Regions from separate parts of the Mus musculus genome. Here region 1 is linked to region 2. Evidence: chromatin contacts called from ENCODE Hi-C or POLR2A ChIA-PET data. All regions are on one chromosome and are shown on one strand. The core of a region is the stretch at or near the end of the contact, and the rest is flanking DNA. Distances in the headings are between cores, read along the strand shown.

Region 1 (4,818 bases), core at 834-3,333, 36 kb before region 2:
TATCACCTACTGAGTAGGGATGTAAAGGACCACAGGAAAAGTGTGCTGGGAAATGACTTACCTGATTCTTGAGCATGACATGTGTGTGCAGATAACCTTCGAGTTCGTTTAGAAATCCTATCATTTGTGTAACCTTGTCTTTAATTCCTGTTAGCACTCTTCTGTACACTGGGATGTGTATAGTTCAAAGAGAGATTAAGAAGAATCAATTTGCTGGGCAGTGGAGGCACACGCCTTTAATCCCAGCTCTTGGAAGGCAAAGGCAGACAGATTTCTGAGTTCAAGGCCAGAGTTCAATCTGGTCTACAGAGTGAGTCCAGGACAGCCAGGACTACACAGAGAAACCCTGTCTCAAAAAATCAAAAAAAAAAAATTTTAAAGAATCAATTCATTATTTGTGAAATTTACCCAGCATCATCACAGAAAGACTTGAGCAAGCTGAAGCTACCTTATGAAGTCCATAACTAGGATTCTTACCTGCCACTGACTTTGTGTCCCAAAGCTAACAGTAAACATAAAGCATATGGTGACTGCACTCGGTGTTGAGAGAATAGAGAGAGAGACAGCAGAGTAGGTTACGATGAAAAACGTAAGTTGGACATTTTTCTGAAGGTAAGGGAGTGCTTGGACAAGGTAAAGACTGTGCCTGTGGAAATGGAGAGTAGGAAGGAAACACATGTGCTCAGACAGTAGTGAGAAAATGTAATTGGATGGGCTCATCTGAACTGACCCACACCTGTAAGCCCAGCATTTTGACAGTGGAAGCAGGAGGATCATAGCTACACAGCAAGCCCAGGCCAGCCTGGTTTACACTAGATCCTATCTCAAAAACAAACAAATAGCCAAAGACTAAAAACTGCAGGCTTCATCTTGTAGGGAAAGAAAAAGAACAAAACAAAACATGTTCTTCCAAAGAGGAGTGACAGGAAAGGAGACTGTGTCACTGCACAGTGCAGTAGGAAAGGGAAATCGGGACAGTAAAGGCCTGGATCGGGTTGTAAAGTCGGGTACAGGAGCATAGAGGAGATGAGCAGAAGGGGCTACAGTCCGGTGAGTACAGAAGCCCAGGCCTACCAAAGCTTTAGCTAGAGAGTGGGAATTTTCTGGAAAGAAAGTAGAGAAGGAAAAAGCAGAAAAGAGGAGAGTGAGTCTTAGGGCAGAGGAAAGTAGCAGAAGTCACAGTGGGAAATGAGCGGGAAGAGCACTGACTCAGCTGCACTCTGTCCAGGGAGGCACGGCAACCTGGGGTGCAGGAGCGCTGTGGGTAAGAGGGTGCTGAGGAGGTGGCTAGCCTCAAGGCCTGGAGAAAAGGCTGACAGACCAGAGCTCCTCACCGTGAAGGTCTCATAGCTACCAGCAGAGGGCAGTCTAAACATGGTTTCTGATCAAGAGGGAGGCTCTTGGTGCTAGTCTGTTCATTTCAGGGGTTTACAGGGAAACGCTGGGAAACTAGATGGCAGCCAGAGGAAGGCAGTTAGAAGAACAGGCTTAAGGTACAAAGAGTGCAGGGAATCTAAGGTGAGACCTGAGTCTCAGCTCTGACGTCATAGATTCATACAGCCTTAGCACAGCCTTAGCCTCCTGAATGTCAGCCTCCCCATCTGTCAAGTGGGAGTAACAGATCTCCTGTCAGAAACACTGCCTTCACTGTTGAGGCTAACGAGTGTCGGGTTACCCAGTCCCATTTTTATTCGGTACAAGAATCTCTGCACAGCCTCCTAAATCAGCAGCGCTAACAGTTTGACCGAGGCTCCTGGCTATCACTGTACCAGTGCTCAAACTCAGATCCTTGTTTCCGGGTACTGCTCCGTCTTTAATTCAGCCTACTGCTGTTCCTACCTCTCCACTTGCAGTACATAGCTCCTGGGTAGTGTGCGTGCTTGCTAGTGGGAAGAGTGGACCCAGCAGCACTGCATGGGACTGATCATACATGTTCATTTCCTCTGATCACGCTAGATCCAAGGCTCGCGACACTAAGGTATTGATAGAAGACACAGATGACGAAGCTAACACTTGAATTCGCTGAAGTCTAGAGTAACATCCTTGGTTTTCTACTCTACAATCCTTTCCTCGACCAACGCAACCTCCAGCACCTTTTTCCAGCTGAGAACAGGAGAAAACAGAACACGTTCCCGGGCTCTTCAGATCGGGTCCTATGGACTCCGAGCAAGCTCACTGTGTTTCTTTTCTTTTCTTCTGGTTTAATCTTCATTTTCTATTTTTAAAACAAATACTTCATTTTGCCAATCAGAAGATGTTTTAAGGAACAAACACCTACTATCTTACGGATTGTTTACAATCACAAGGATACAGAAGCCCATCAGGATGAAGAGAAGCTTTGGAAGGAACGTCTGATGCACAGCCCAGAGAGCTCAGCTTCGCCGGCCGGTTTTGACTGTCTGAAACCGGACACCGGTTTTTAAATTTTCTGTCAGTTTCTATGGAGAGTTTTTCCCTTCCTTCATAGCCAGTGCAGAGACACTGGCAGCACTTGCAGGGAAAGTGCAGCTTGGAGCAGCACCTCCTCCACAAAGCTACTTTTAATTCGATGTGACTTTTCTCATCTGGGGAGGGCTTCGGGTGGGTGGGGAATATGCTGTATTCGTTACATACAGTTTCTCATTATTTATGAAACTTAACCATAAATGAATGCTACTCCTGTGAAGGGAGGCAGGAGGAACTAAGGCTCACTGGCACTGCGGAGGGTCAACCCCACACACCTCTTTCAGGAAACAACTAGTTGATTTTTTTCCCCTCATTTGTTTTAACTTTAAACCAAAGTTTTATTGCTAAATTTTAAGTTGCTGCTCTAGAGTCCCAAGCATCACTGTCATGACCAGGCAGGCATCCCCCTTGCATCCCAGTGGTGGAAATCCAGAGAAAAGGCTCTGACTGTTGTTTCTCTAGGAACAGGTGCAGGATACAGTCACCCAAATACCAGTCACAAAAATGACGGTTTGCCACGTGCTTCTGCATGTAGAATTGTAATCTTTACCAGTGGAAAGACAGGCCTGTTTCAGGCCCCTCACACTTTATTAGACATTTCCCCTTCTGGTCTCACCTTCTTCAGCCAGAATTTGATCAAATTAAAAGTCTTTTGTGGGGACTGTATTTCTGAGCATCTAGAACAAATCCTTTATATTCATCGACACAAAAGATCTTGGTGGCTATTTTTAAACCCAGCTGTATTAAAAGGTGATGTTGAATTTTACGACACCCCTACCATGGCCTGCTTTTAAATTCGGGGCTTCTAAACCTGGTTGTACTTTTTAAATTATATTTCTTAGAAAATTCAGGATATAAATACCTACTTTATTCTCTATCTCACCCCCTTTCTTCATAAATTCTCTAGAGAAGCCTAAAAACATACAGCGCTTGACTGTCTTGAAAATGGTTGGTTTCATATCTGGTACTCATCAGCTTGTCACTGGGAATCTAGATCGTTGGTAGTAGTGACTGCCCAGCATTCTTGAGACCCTTGATTTTCTCTCCAGCATGGGTCAGGGTAGAGAAACAGCCATTATTCAGTAAAATTAATATAAATACCAGGAAAAGGTAAATAAATGGCCCCACCCTTCAGATCTAGATAAAAGTCCCACGTAGGAGGGCCATGAACGTGTGCCCTTGTCAGATGAACTTTAGACTAAGAAACCGGTGACTAGGGAAACAGCAGTAACACTTACATTGTTTTAAAACTTGGCTACTGCCCCTTAGCTCGTGCTTGTCATTAGCTCCTCCTGCATATCAAACCCTTACTCACTAAAGTTACAGCACTGCTAAAATCCTACTGATTAACTCACCAGCTTCCGTTTACAAAGTTTCTTCCATTTTTATTCTGACAAAGTTCCATTTTTTTCCTCCTTTCTCGATTGAGATTTTTAACAACACCTTGCCCCCATCCCCCACCCCAAAAAAGCTCACTCAATGTTGTAGGTTCTGTTGCTTTTTGTGTTTTGCCAAGCATGTCCCTTGCCCCAAAACTAAAGAGCAAATGTTTATTTAAAGTAAAAACAAAACTATAAATAAATTGTATACTTTATAATAATCAGTGGTAACAATTTAGAGACCCTGGCAGATTAAAGGTTGCATTATTTTTATTTAGATTTTTTTCCCTTACTATTTTGTACTTTAAAGCTGGGGATAGATTTCACTGGTTTCTGAGGTAACAGCAGTAACGATTAGGAATATATAGAAAAGTTCAGTGACCAGTCATTTCTTGTACAAATAAAATCAGTGGTACTGTGTATCCAGAGCCCTGTGAATTGTCAGCTTCTTTCTCTGGTAGTGAGCTGAGTGGCGGCACACACTCCTCACAGTTGACTCCTGATGTTCCAGCTCTCTGATGTCTTTATGTCAGGTAACACAGAGCCAGTTTGGTCTTTCTCCCCCTGCCAGGATCCCAGGCCCTAATCAGTATTATTTCTTTCATAAACAGTAAGTGATGGAGTATATTCCTTTTCTGATATCTGTCCTGTTGACCACTCAGACGTAAGTTTACAAGCTGTGCGGCTTACATGGCAGACGCTCCAACGTGTATTCAGATGCTCTGGCTGCATCCCTTCCCAGCTCTAAAGAGATTTCTCCATCAAAAGACTTTAGGAAACGACATATGCATTAATTATTTTCCTTTGAAAAAGGCAATGTGCATTTTTCTTTCCTCAGTTTCATCTGCCCCAGGCACTGTGAGCAGTGTCCTGCTAATGTGCTCTTGGATAATCCTGTACCCTGAAACTCTCGATGGAACACACCAATGTCATGTCACATAAACCAGAGGTAACACTTATCTGATTGCAGCCTTAGAACTCTTAATTTTAGTTT
Region 2 (5,289 bases), core at 2,176-4,675:
AATAAGCTGAATTTAGATGAACGGAGAGGTCCCCTCGGAAACGGGGCTAGCATGAGAAAGCTTTGTTGGTTGTTGTTGTTGGTTTTTTTTTTTTAGACAGGTCTTGCTGTGTAGCCCTAACAGGCCTTGGTAATTGATTCATACAGCCCAGGCTCATCTCAAACTTGCAGCAATCCCTTTGCTGTGGTTCCTGAGTACTGGGATTGTAAACACGCGCTGCCATGCCCATGTGACAGAGATCATTTAACATAGCATTTTAAGAATTTGCTCTTTGGATCCTTGGGATCCGAAGCTACTCCTCTTCCAGCCCAAACAAACCTAATGAGTAAACCAAAGGTGACTGTTTGCATCTTAGTGGCCTGAAGGGGTGGGGGAGGGGAAAGGCAGGGTTCACCTTCACTGAAACGTTCAGAAATCTACCTTGCAGGTCATTAACTTCCTCAGGAGCAAGGGGCCAGGAGCCCTGGAGAATTACCCGTGGAAGTCTGAGTTATTAGAAGAAGCAAAGCAGACCACCGGGGAGCCAGATAGATAGAGATCTTATCTACCGATAGAGATGGGACTGGGTTCACACTCTAGCTACGCCAGCTGCGTGGCCGGGAGGAAGCCAAAGTCTCTTGTACCCCAGATTTCCACACCACCAAGGTGGAGGCACACTATTCCCTTTTGTCAAGATTTAAGAGAGCCTATGAAGTGCCTTAGTTTTGTAGGTTCCTATAGGGTGCAGCAACTATACCCCTGCCTGTGGAAGACAGGAAGGAGACTAGCTTGTGTTCAGGATTCACCTTGGACATCAGAAATGAGGTGAGACAGCTAGGACCACCTGACAGCACATTTGGGGTATTACAAAGAGCAGCCAGTGCTCCTAACCGCTGAGCCATCTCTCCTGCCCCGATGAGAGGTTTTATCATCTGGGTTTTGGAGACAGGTCTCCCATTTGCAAGGTTGGTCATGACTTTTCCTCTTTCTGAGGATGAGCTGAACTTGTGTCCTTCCTATTTTTGTTTTGTTTTGTGTGTTTGAGACAGTGTTTCCCTTTATAGCCTTGGCTGTCCCTGAACTCACAGAAATCTGCCTGCCTCTGCCTCCCAAATGCCAGGATTAAAGGTGTGAACAACCACCAGCTGGCTACCTCTTAGGTACTGTGACCAAGTGTGAACACACTACCACACCCAGCTATTCGGTGCTAGGGATCAAACCCAAACCCAGTGCTTCATGCTTGCTACGAAAACACGCTGCCAACTGAGCTACATCCCAACCTGATTTGAGGAGTTTGGATCATTTCTTTTTGACAGGGTCTCACTGTGTAATACTGGCTGGCCTGGCTCATCATGTAGACCAGGCTGCCCAGACTAACATCTTAAAAGATCCACCTGCCTCAGCCTTCCAAGTGCTTAAATTAAAAGGCATGAATCACCACCTGACTTGAAGGTTTTTTGTTTTTTAAGATTTTTATTTTTATTTGTGTGTATGCCATGTGTGTGAAGGTACCCCTGGAAGTCAGAAGGGGGCATCAGACTCCCTGAAGCTGGAGTAAGAAGCCCAGCCAACTCCAACACACACACACACACACACACACACACACACACACACACACACACACACACATACACACACATACACACATATACACACACAAACACACATACACACACAAACACACATACAAACACACACACATACACACACAAACACACATACACACACACACACACACACACACACACACACACACACACACACATGAGTGCTGGGAACCCAACTCCAGTCCCCTGCAAGAGCAGCAGCAGGTGCTCTTACTGAGGCATCTTTCTAACCCCTCGATCTGAATTTTCAAAAACGAAATATTTCATGTTCTGCTGCAGACGCCAACCACCACACTCAATATCGTGTCCGTCGGGGGTTCTTGAAGACCTGCCATTTACCAGCTTTGTTCCGATTGGTCACCTCATTTGTACAAAGGGACAATAGTTCTGAATCTTGAGGTTGCAGCAAGAGGCAGCCACTCTAGGGACTGAGTTGTCAGTGTATGGTGATCGATCAGCACTAAACCAGAGCAGAAAGTGCCTTGTGGAGGAACTTACTCTGCGAACATGGCAGGAAGACGCTTCAGACCCTGCTCCACAGAGCCGTGAGCCTTGAACCTGCTCACTTACACAGGGTTTGCCCAGGATAAACCCCTTGGTTCCTAAACCGGTCCTGGGCCAATCTACTGTCAGTTTCCCAGGGTGCGGCTCAGACCAGATTGCCTGCCTCGGTGTTCCCTCCCCCATCCAGCTCCCTTAAAGGGAGATAGACATCCTTTCTGTTTCCATGGGACTCGGTTTGAACCCAGGGCCTCTTGCACAATAGGCAAATTCTCTACACCCATCCCTACATCCTCAGCCCATTTCTCCCCTTTTCCTTTTGAGAACATGTCTCACTAAATTGCCTAGGCTGGCCTCGAACTTGCAGCAGGATCCTCCTGCTTTAATCTCTGAACAACTGGGACTACAGGATTACACCCGCACAAGGGGTAGAACTGCCCTCTCTCTCCTGTGCTCTGCTAGGACCTTAGCTTTGTGCATCCTTTCCAGTAGCTACACCGGCCATCTAGCAGCACAAAAGATTAAGTAAGTGAAACTTGTTGGCCAAAGAAAGAAGAGAGACCACTTTCTCTTTTCAGAGACGTCTGAAATGTCCTGGTTCTTCTTACTGTTCCTTTGGGGGTAGGGGAATAGTCAAAATGGGTTTGGACATTGGAGAGACTTAGTCACCTCCTGGTTAGAAAGAGGAAGCTCCATGGATTTGGGCACAATTGCCAGCCATTTGGTGGCTCCTTCACGGAGGCCTGTACCCAGGTCTGTTCGGGAATCCTCCACTGCCCCAGAAGCGGTCCCTTCCCCAAGCAGCTGGCAATGCAGGCCCAGCTCTTGGTGGCTCCGGATGAGCAGTCAACGCCAGCTTACCCCAAGGCCTCAACGAACCTTGAATGATCTTGACCTAAGAGGGCGCCCAAGGGTGATGGGGCGGCCCTGCGGAGAAGCCCACCGACCCATCCCGAAACGTTCTCCACACAAAGTCCGGTCCTCAGCTTCTCGCTCCAGCGGAGCCGGTGGAGTCGGCTGAAGCTTGTCGCCTTTTGCGCTCCGGCTGCGCCCCCGAGTCACCCGGGCGCCCCTCCGCTTTCGCGCCCGTGTCCCCGGGGAGGGAGCTGATCGGCGCCCGGGACAACGGCCCCGTGGCAGCCAGTGAGCCCCAAATTCAGGGCGCATCCTCCGGCCGTCTAGGCGGCCCTGGCTCCAGGAGTGGAGCGGAGCCGAGGAGGCTCTGGGCTCCCGGCGTGCGCCCGGGTCGAGTGGCCACGACCCTGGGAGGCCGCGGGAGGCTGGGGGGTGGGGACAGGCCGAGGTCGCGGCTCCTCCAGCCCCTTCCGCCGCCCCTCCTCTCGCCTTCCTCGCCCTCTCTTCCCAGGCCGGCCCGCGAGGCCGCTGGCTGGGCCTTTCACCTTCAAGCAAAGCTATGAAGTAGCGGTCGCTACGGCTCCAGGCGCCCAGCGGGGCCAGGGGCGCCGCGCACTCCTGCCAGCCCGGCCTCGCCTCGTGGGACCCGGGGCGGGACACGCTCCGGGGACGAGGCCTGCGGGCCACACTCCCGTCCGCCCGCCCGAATTCAGGGCGAGTCCGGCCCGGGACTCTGCAGCGGCCCCGGACGGGGAGAGTGGGGCAGGGCCTCGCCTCTCCGAGGGATGGAGGGGATGGAGGCGGCGGCCAAGCCCGCGCGCCGCTCTCAGTGAGTACCGAGAGGACCCGGGCGGGGTGGCGGGGCACACCCGGGGACACCCGACCTCCGGCCGCCGCAGAGCTGGAAGGGTCGTGGAGGCTCGCCCTTCCTGTCCATTTTCATTCCAGGTTTTTTTCTGAGTTAGAGCATCGGTGCTAGGAGTTACGACATCTTCCAGGAAGGTCGTCCGGAGGCCTTCAGTCCCGACTGTCTCATTCCTTAAGGTCTGCGGACAAGTCTAGAGCGAAGCTCCAGGGTTGACCCATCAATTTTTCTAAAAGCTCACATTACAACCTGGGCTTCTGGATTGGATCTCAGAGAAGAGGTAGCTGAGCCACAAAGAGAAACCTAGTACATTTTCGATCAGTGATTCTCAGTCTTAATGCTGCGACCCTTTAGTACAGTTTAAGTTTATCATGTGGTGATCTCCAACCATAAAATTATTTTCGTTGCTACTTAATGACCGTAATCTTGCTACTGTTACGAATCATAATGTGAATATCTGATATGCAGTATATCTGATATGCGACCCCGTGATGCCAAGAACCGCTGCTCCAGATGATCTAGTAGAGAAAATGACTTCTACTATCCCTAAACTTCACAGATTTACTGCTGTGAAATTCTGTGTTATATATGTATCTTGCTTCATAAAATATGTATATTCTGAAAAACATGTTAATTTAATAATTATAATGAATTACTTTAAGAGACTTACCTTTAAGAACATCTTATGGTGGATCCCTATTGTGAGAAGGGAATAATTAACCTCTAATATATACTCTATGCCCAAATTCTTACACGCTGAGAGTTTACTTCCTATGGGACACAGGTAGACTAGGGTGACTTCTGAGTGTTCTGAGTAGTCACTAAGACACAGTAGCTTATACAGGGAGTAAAACAGTTGTCACGTCATTCTCTGTAAAGCTATTGGAATCAGCCAGGCCACCAAGGGGCCGTATAATTCTAGTGAGTCTTGGGACCTCTGCGGACTCAGGTCTTACCTGAGAACAAGGGGTGCGGTTAAAGGCTCACTGTTCTCGGAGAGTCCTGGCTTGGAATGGAAAGGTTCTGGTTACAAGCTTGTCTCCCCCAGGGCATCTACGTGATGTAATTTCTCTATGCCTCAGTTCTCCATCTGTTAAAAATAATATTTTTATTTATATATTATATAATAAATAAATATCTTTATTTATATAAAATAACATTCTATCACAGACATAATATAAATATATTATTTTAGAGAGTGTTGACATGTTTGAAAAGCCTTTGCTTGACATAGAGCAGATAGCTTATCGTTTGTGACTGTCACTATTACTTCTTTCGAGTACAGCTTGACTCTAGTCTAACACTTTTTCACTAGGGTTGGCATGAAGCTGGCAGGCAGCGACACATTCTATTACAGGGACAGGTCCGTCATCCACAAGGAAGAGTACTGACCATTAGCCAACACTGCCATTCTCCTCTGGGGCCTCCTTTAGCCCAGGGTTGGGGAATTACACTGCTTTTCACCATGGTTCACATTTTGCA

What was found. A loop is a pair of places that touch in the nucleus more often than their neighbours do. ChIA-PET counts read pairs that join two places held with the same protein, here RNA polymerase II (POLR2A).
Region 1: a loop to region 2 is called in a map of left cerebral cortex, with 2.3 times the contacts of the local background. The contact joins the enhancer-like site here to the promoter of BC034090 in region 2. A Hi-C loop is called at or near these places in 8 of 37 maps with a recorded cell type or tissue (Patski, gastrocnemius, heart and 1 more). POLR2A ChIA-PET finds 5 or more read pairs at or near these places in 1 of 5 experiments (Patski).

What each region holds. Positions count from the first base shown.
Region 1 is chr1:155,278,209-155,283,026 of GRCm38, reverse strand. Xpr1 (xenotropic and polytropic retrovirus receptor 1) reads left to right here. Exons shown (of 15, transcript NM_011273.2): 15 at 1,957-4,818. The coding sequence ends at 2,017. Among named protein-coding and RNA genes, the nearest start is that of BC034090, 36 kb to the right of the region's middle. Within about 2 kb of position 2,083, at least 1 of the 3 ENCODE cell types and tissues checked has a DNase peak (open chromatin) inside an H3K27ac peak, as active enhancers do; it is left cerebral cortex, where a contact is called at or near this core.
Region 2 is chr1:155,242,668-155,247,956 of GRCm38, reverse strand. BC034090 (cDNA sequence BC034090) reads left to right here and starts at 3,425. Exons shown (of 10, transcript NM_001370865.1): 1 at 3,425-3,771. The coding sequence starts at 3,728. Gm31102 (a long non-coding RNA gene) reads right to left here and starts at 4,828. Exons shown (of 4, transcript XR_878641.3): 1 at 4,478-4,828.